Regions from separate parts of the Homo sapiens genome. Here region 2 is linked to region 1. Evidence: read pairs that join two places in POLR2A ChIA-PET (ENCODE). Cell type or tissue: PC-9. All regions are shown on one strand. Each heading gives the region's core, and the rest is flanking DNA. Links, peaks and the distances in the headings are about the cores only. Region 1 has its middle 21 kb from the start of NAP1L1. Region 2 has its middle 76 kb from the start of LNCOG.

Region 1 (2,920 bases), core at 145-2,644:
CTAAACTCAAAGACATTGAGTAACAGAAATGACCACATCTGTGGTTTCACAGGACAACCAAATGGCTATTCAAATGAATTATTTTATGACCCTCTGTAAAAGTTTATATTACATTTAACTAATAAGAATGTTGTCGCAGATAACAAATTATATGGCCCAGGTGCATTGATAGCAGCTAACGAAGACCATTTAGTGTTAATTGCTTAAGCTTTGAGTCAGAAAGATCTGGGTTTGCATCCTGGCTGCACCATTTAGAAGCTGTGTAATCTTGGCAATTTACTTACTCCCTCTGAGCCTGTTTCCATGTCTGTCAACTGTGACACTAATCCCTAATCATAAATGTTCAAATTAATGAGATAATTTGTGTTATCCTCCTAACAATAAGTAAATGCTCAAGTATTATTCACCAGCAATATTGAAGCAAAACTAGAGGGATTTGAAAGAATCAATAATAACCATAATGATAAATCAGTTTTTTCCCAATCTCAAGACCTTAAGTAAGCATTATGCAAGTGGCATCTCTCAGTCAATTCTTAACTAAATGTTTCAGGTCAGTATGGGAAATGGAGAAATGTTATGTTGATAGCTAAGGGGAGAGTATGTTTTAGATACCAGGTAGTAGGGAGCAAATTAGTTCTACTAGGAAAGAAAAACATCCAGACTTTTTATCCAAACAGTATTTTCATTCAATTAATCAGAAGTACAGACAGCAAGAGTGCTTGGGGATATAGTCAAACTCTTTTATCAAAACTTAAACAGGCCGGGTGCGGTGGCTCATGCTTGTAATCCCAGCCCTTTGGGAGGCCAAGGCAGGCGGTTTACAAGGTCAGGAGATCAAGACCATCCTGGCTAACATGGTGAAACCTCATCTCTACTAAAAATACAAAAAATTAGCCAAGCATGGTGGCGGGTGCCTGTAGTCCCAGCTACTCACGAGGCTGAGGCAGGAGAATGGCGTGAACCCAGGAGGTGGAGCTTGCAGTGAGCTGAGATCAGGCCACTGTACTCCAGCCTGGGTGAGAGTGAGAGACTCCATCTCAAAAAAATAAAAATAATTAAAAAAAAGACTCCATCTCAGAAAAAAAAAAAAAAAGCTTAAATAAGTACTTGATTGAGGTTCCAAGTGCCACCTAACAAGAAAGAGCAGCAGAAAACTATGTCATCTTGATGGACTGCCAGATGAGTCAAGTAAAGAAAATGCACCTCCCAAGGTGGTGAATAAATTGAGATACCTTTTAGATCTGCTTAAGGGCTCTGTTAAAATGTTGCAAACTTGGCTAGACACAGTGGCTCACGCCTGTAGTCCCAGCACTTTGGGAAGCTGAGGTGGGTGAATCTCCTGAAGTTAGGAGTTTGAGACCAGCCTGACCAACATGGTGAAACCCTGTCTCTACTAAAAACACAAAATTAGCTGGGCGTGGTGGTGCGTGCCTGTAATCCCAGCTATTTGGGAGGCTGAGGCAGGAGAATCGCTTGAACCCTGGAGATGGGGGTTGCAGTGAGCTGAGATTGCTCCATTGCACTCCAGCCTGGGCAACAAGAGCAAAACTCCATCTCAAAAAAAAAAAAAAAAGAAAGGCCGGGTGTGTGTGGTAGCTCACGCCTATAATCCCAGCAATTTGGGAGGCTGAGGTGGGCAGATCACCTGAGGTCAGGAGTTTCAGACCAACGTGGCCAACATGGTGAAACCCCATCTCTACTAAAAATACAAAATTAGCCAGGCATGGTGGCGCATACCTGTAGACCCAGCTACTCAAGAGGCTGAGGCAGGAGAATCGCCTGAACCCGGGAGGCAGAGGTTACAGTGAGCTGAGTTCGTGCCACTGTACTCCAGCCTGGGCAACGGGAGCGAAACTGTCTCAGGAAAAAAAAAAAAAAGTTGCAAACTACCTACAGAGTACAACTCTTCAAGTTTGGGAGTAATGACCAGCAAGACATTTGTCAGCAACTCCTCAATAGGTCTGATTGTTTCTTAGGACAACTTTTGTTATAAGAAACCAGAGAGGCTTGGACAGTGGCTTACACCTGTAATCCTAGCACTGTGGGAGGAGGCGGGAGGATCGTTTGAACTCAGAAGTTCCAGACCAGCCTGTGCAGCATAGTGAAATCTCATCTCTACTAAAAGAAAAAAAATTACCAGATGTGGTGGTGCTTGCCTGTAGTCCCAGCTACTTGGGAGGCTGAGGTAGGAGGGTCACTCGAGCCTGGGAAGTCAAGGGCTGCAGTAAGCTGTGACAGTATCACTGCAAAAGAAAAAAAAAAAAAGGCCGGGCATGATGGCTTACACCTATAATCCTGTAGTCCCAACACTCTGGGAGCCTGAGGTGGGAGCATCACCTGAGCCCAGGAATTCAAGACCAGCCTGGGCAACACAGCAAGAACATGTTTCAATCAATCAATCAATAAATAGTGCTATGTTAACAGACTGTCTATGAAGTATTTTATAGATTGTCTTATTAAATCTATACAATAGTTTCATGAGGGAGTCATTATTATTTTCAAAATGCAGATGAGGAAAGTAAAGTTCACAGTGATGAATTAACTTGTTTCAAACGATTTGGCTGGTCTGGGGATAATAGGTATTTAAACCCTGTTATATCTAATTCCAAAGCCCTGCATACTGTTCACCATACTCTACAGTCTTTCCGCTAGAGAAAATAATGATAATAGTGCTTCCCACATATGAGCCACTTTTAGATATCTTGAGCTAGTATTTAGTAGCTGTGCAACCTTGGGCAAGCAATTTAACCTCAGCTTCCTCATCTCTAAAATGGGAATGATAACAACAGCAGCTACCTCAAGGGGTTGTAAAACTTAAGTGAGGCATATATGTAACATTTGGAACAGTGCCTGGCACATGGTAAGAGCTCAATAAATGTTTGCTATTTTGATCTAATTCAGTGTTTTAAAAATAGATTAA
Region 2 (2,920 bases), core at 99-2,598, 78 kb before region 1:
TGCAGTGAGCTGAGATGGTGCTACTGCACTCCAGCCTGGGTGACAGAGTGAGACTCTCGTCTCAAAAGAAAGAAAGAAAGAAGAGAGAGAGAGAGAGAGAGAAAAGGAAGGGGGCAGAGGGGAGGGGAGGAGAGGGAAGGGAGACTGGGAAACAAAAAATCAGAAAGAAAAGACCACTTTAAAGAGAGAGATGGGTAGAAAAAATTGATTTAGAGAACTTAAAAAATACTTTGAAGACAATGTACGTAATGATATAAAAAGGAAAAAACATCAATTTTCTACCCCTTCTAAATGTTACTGATGGAATAGGCAAGAATCACTCCCACATGTGGCTACCACATGGACATTGGTGCGTGTGGGTGTGGGTGTTTTTAAACAATTGAAGTTACCTGAGGTAAGTACCTGGTATTATTTCACACTGGACATTTGCCTTCAGAGTATAAAACAAATTACATGGCTAGTGATGGACCCGGAAGTTACAACTGACTAATTTTCACCTTTAGTTCTAATATGATTTTTAAAACAAAAACATATAGTAAATTTGTATAAAATCTTGGAATTTTTTTCATCTTTTCTTTCTATAACTGACACCCAGGAGCAAGCTGGCGAATTAATTTGAAGTTTTGGCATCTTGTATATTATTATTTGATTTTCTTTTTTCTTTTTTTCTTTTATATTTTACTCAAAGATCCAGCAGAAATGAATATTATTTTAGTTTTTAAGGCAGCCTCTACTATTGCATCAGAGATACTGAAACCTCCAAGAAAAATTAAAAGATTGTTTCTTATGAACTAATAGATATGTCTTATTAATATTCTACTCAACATTTTAATGTATGAACTTTGTTTTTATAGACTAGTTCAAGACCAGAGTCTATTAGTAAAAACAGATTTTACAGAAAAGTGAAAAATGATAATCTATAAAGATCATTGGAAAAAATGTGCTCTCTGATAGGTGGTAACATGTGCTAGTGTTTCTTTTATTAATAAATTAGATATCTGAAGAGGAATACAAAAGATTGTCAAAGGCTCATGCACACATTAAAATATTTATCCCTGGCTTTCATTTCATAAGCTGAAAATGTCTAATTCATATAAAAATAAAATGTTAATACACCTATTATCATCTTGGCACCTTGGTACTTAGATTTGTTATGTTTATGTAGGCAAGGGTTCACAATCTTGACTGCACATTAGAATTATCTGGGGAATTTTTTAAATAAATTTTGATGCCCAAACAGAAGCCCAAACCAATGAATCAGAATCTCTCAAGGGTAAAAGATGGTATTTTCAAGGAACCTCAGGTGATTCCAAACACACCAGTGAGGTTGAGATCTACCAATTTTAGCAGTTCCTGATCAAGCCTCATTTTAATTACCATCTCTGTTAGAGTCATTTCCTCCTCTGCACTAAAAGAAGAGCACAAAGCAGATTGTATCATTGCAGCTTATGCCTGTGTTTCATTGTTTTTTTAATCTTCAGTACCTGATAGCTGCTCAAACATGAATGAATAAATGAACGTACTTATTTCCAACCAGGACCATGGAGAAAGGCTGCCACCATTTTAAAGACAGCAGATTCATTTAGAGCACATTGAGAGATGATCTGACTCATTTCGTTACATTACGCAGCTCTGAGTCACCTGGCACTTTCCCAGACAAAAAGTTTCAGAATCTGATGTTTCAGATCCTCATCCAATAGACATTTTTATCCCAGGAGCCAAGGCTGAGAATGCAGCTGACAGAATCAGTACAGGGCTTCTCTTAGGGAAGCGGTGGGAAGTCCCTGCTGCTCTGTGCTTATGTAACCATATGTTGTACAAGCATGACCCATAGAATGTGATCCAAACACTATATTTGTCTTGCTCCATCATTTTAAACTCTTATCAGTGGAGACAAACTTTTCTTGTTCATGGAGAGTCTTGGGCCACTCTCAGTGTTAGTCACTTTTAGTTGTAAAACAATCCTATTTTAGAAAGTTAATATAGTTGGTCTCACATAATAATAAAAAATCCAAACGTGAGATCAGGGCTAAACCATCACCTCTTCTCCAGCCTGGGCTTGTGTCGAAAGCCTGCATGTGGAAGGAGTTTGTGATCCTTCCGTTCTCTCTTTTCTCCCAGCTCACCTGTGCCACCTGTGATTTCTCTCTGGCTGGGGTCAAAATAGGGAGAGGGAGGAAAAGGAAGAAAATATGACACTGTTACTTGGCTGAACTTGGTAATGGTTGAAGTGGGAAACCTTGGATGAGAACAAGAGAGGGTAGCAGTTGATTCTTTTCTCATGGGAGATTTCATGGGTTCTTCAGAGTTTCTTGCTCTTCCCTTGACCTGGGCTGATCATGCTCTCCTTTGGGTGGTGCAAGGAAGGAAAAATGCTTTCTTCTACCTTTCTGGAATCTGTGACTGGTCCAAGAATTTAACTGAAATAAGACAGAATAACAGGCGAAAAAAAATTGAATTGTGTCTGCACACACAGGAGACCCACAAAAATATAAGACTCAAGGAAGGGGTCAGATGATTGAAACTCATATATTATCAGGAGCTACAGAGAGGAATAGGGGTTAGAATTTCTGGGTGGGAAGATGGGTGGAGACAAATTATGGGAAGAGGAGAGGAAATGTATGGTGAATAAAGGTTGTCGTGTGGTGCAGATAAGCGTCTCTCAGGTGAGAAAAGTTGTCTAGGAGTAGCTCTCTTTCTGGTACTGATATCTTTAGTAATAAAAGATATCTTTAGTAATAAAAATGTCTTTAGAAAATTCCTTTAGGCTGGGCGCGGTGGCTCACGCCTGTAATCCCAGCACTTTGGGAGGCTGAGGCAGGCAGGTCACTTGAGGTCAGGAGTTCAAGAACAGCCTGGCCAACATGAGGAAACCCTGTCTCCACTAAAAATACAAAAAGTAGCCAGGTGTGGTGGCACG

Evidence for each region. ChIA-PET counts read pairs that join two places held together with the same protein. Peaks named below come from ENCODE experiments on the same cell type or tissue, not always from the same donor. Only the 100,000 strongest peaks of a DNase experiment are listed, where the experiment ranks them.
Region 2: POLR2A ChIA-PET joins it to region 1 with 6 read pairs; 2 of 35 experiments call an interaction of 5 or more read pairs at or near these places.

Annotation. Positions count from the first base shown.
Region 1 is chr12:76,104,011-76,106,930 of GRCh38, reverse strand. No RefSeq gene overlaps it. Among named protein-coding and RNA genes, the nearest start is that of NAP1L1, 21 kb to the right of the region's middle. In PC-9, for the core only: no CTCF peak of the experiment used is centred there; a DNase peak (open chromatin) is centred at 1,180.
Region 2 is chr12:76,182,405-76,185,324 of GRCh38, reverse strand. No RefSeq gene overlaps it. Among named protein-coding and RNA genes, the nearest start is that of LNCOG, 76 kb to the left of the region's middle. In PC-9, for the core only: no CTCF peak of the experiment used is centred there; a DNase peak (open chromatin) is centred at 1,654; H3K4me3 peaks cover 314 bases; H3K27ac peaks cover 1,818 bases.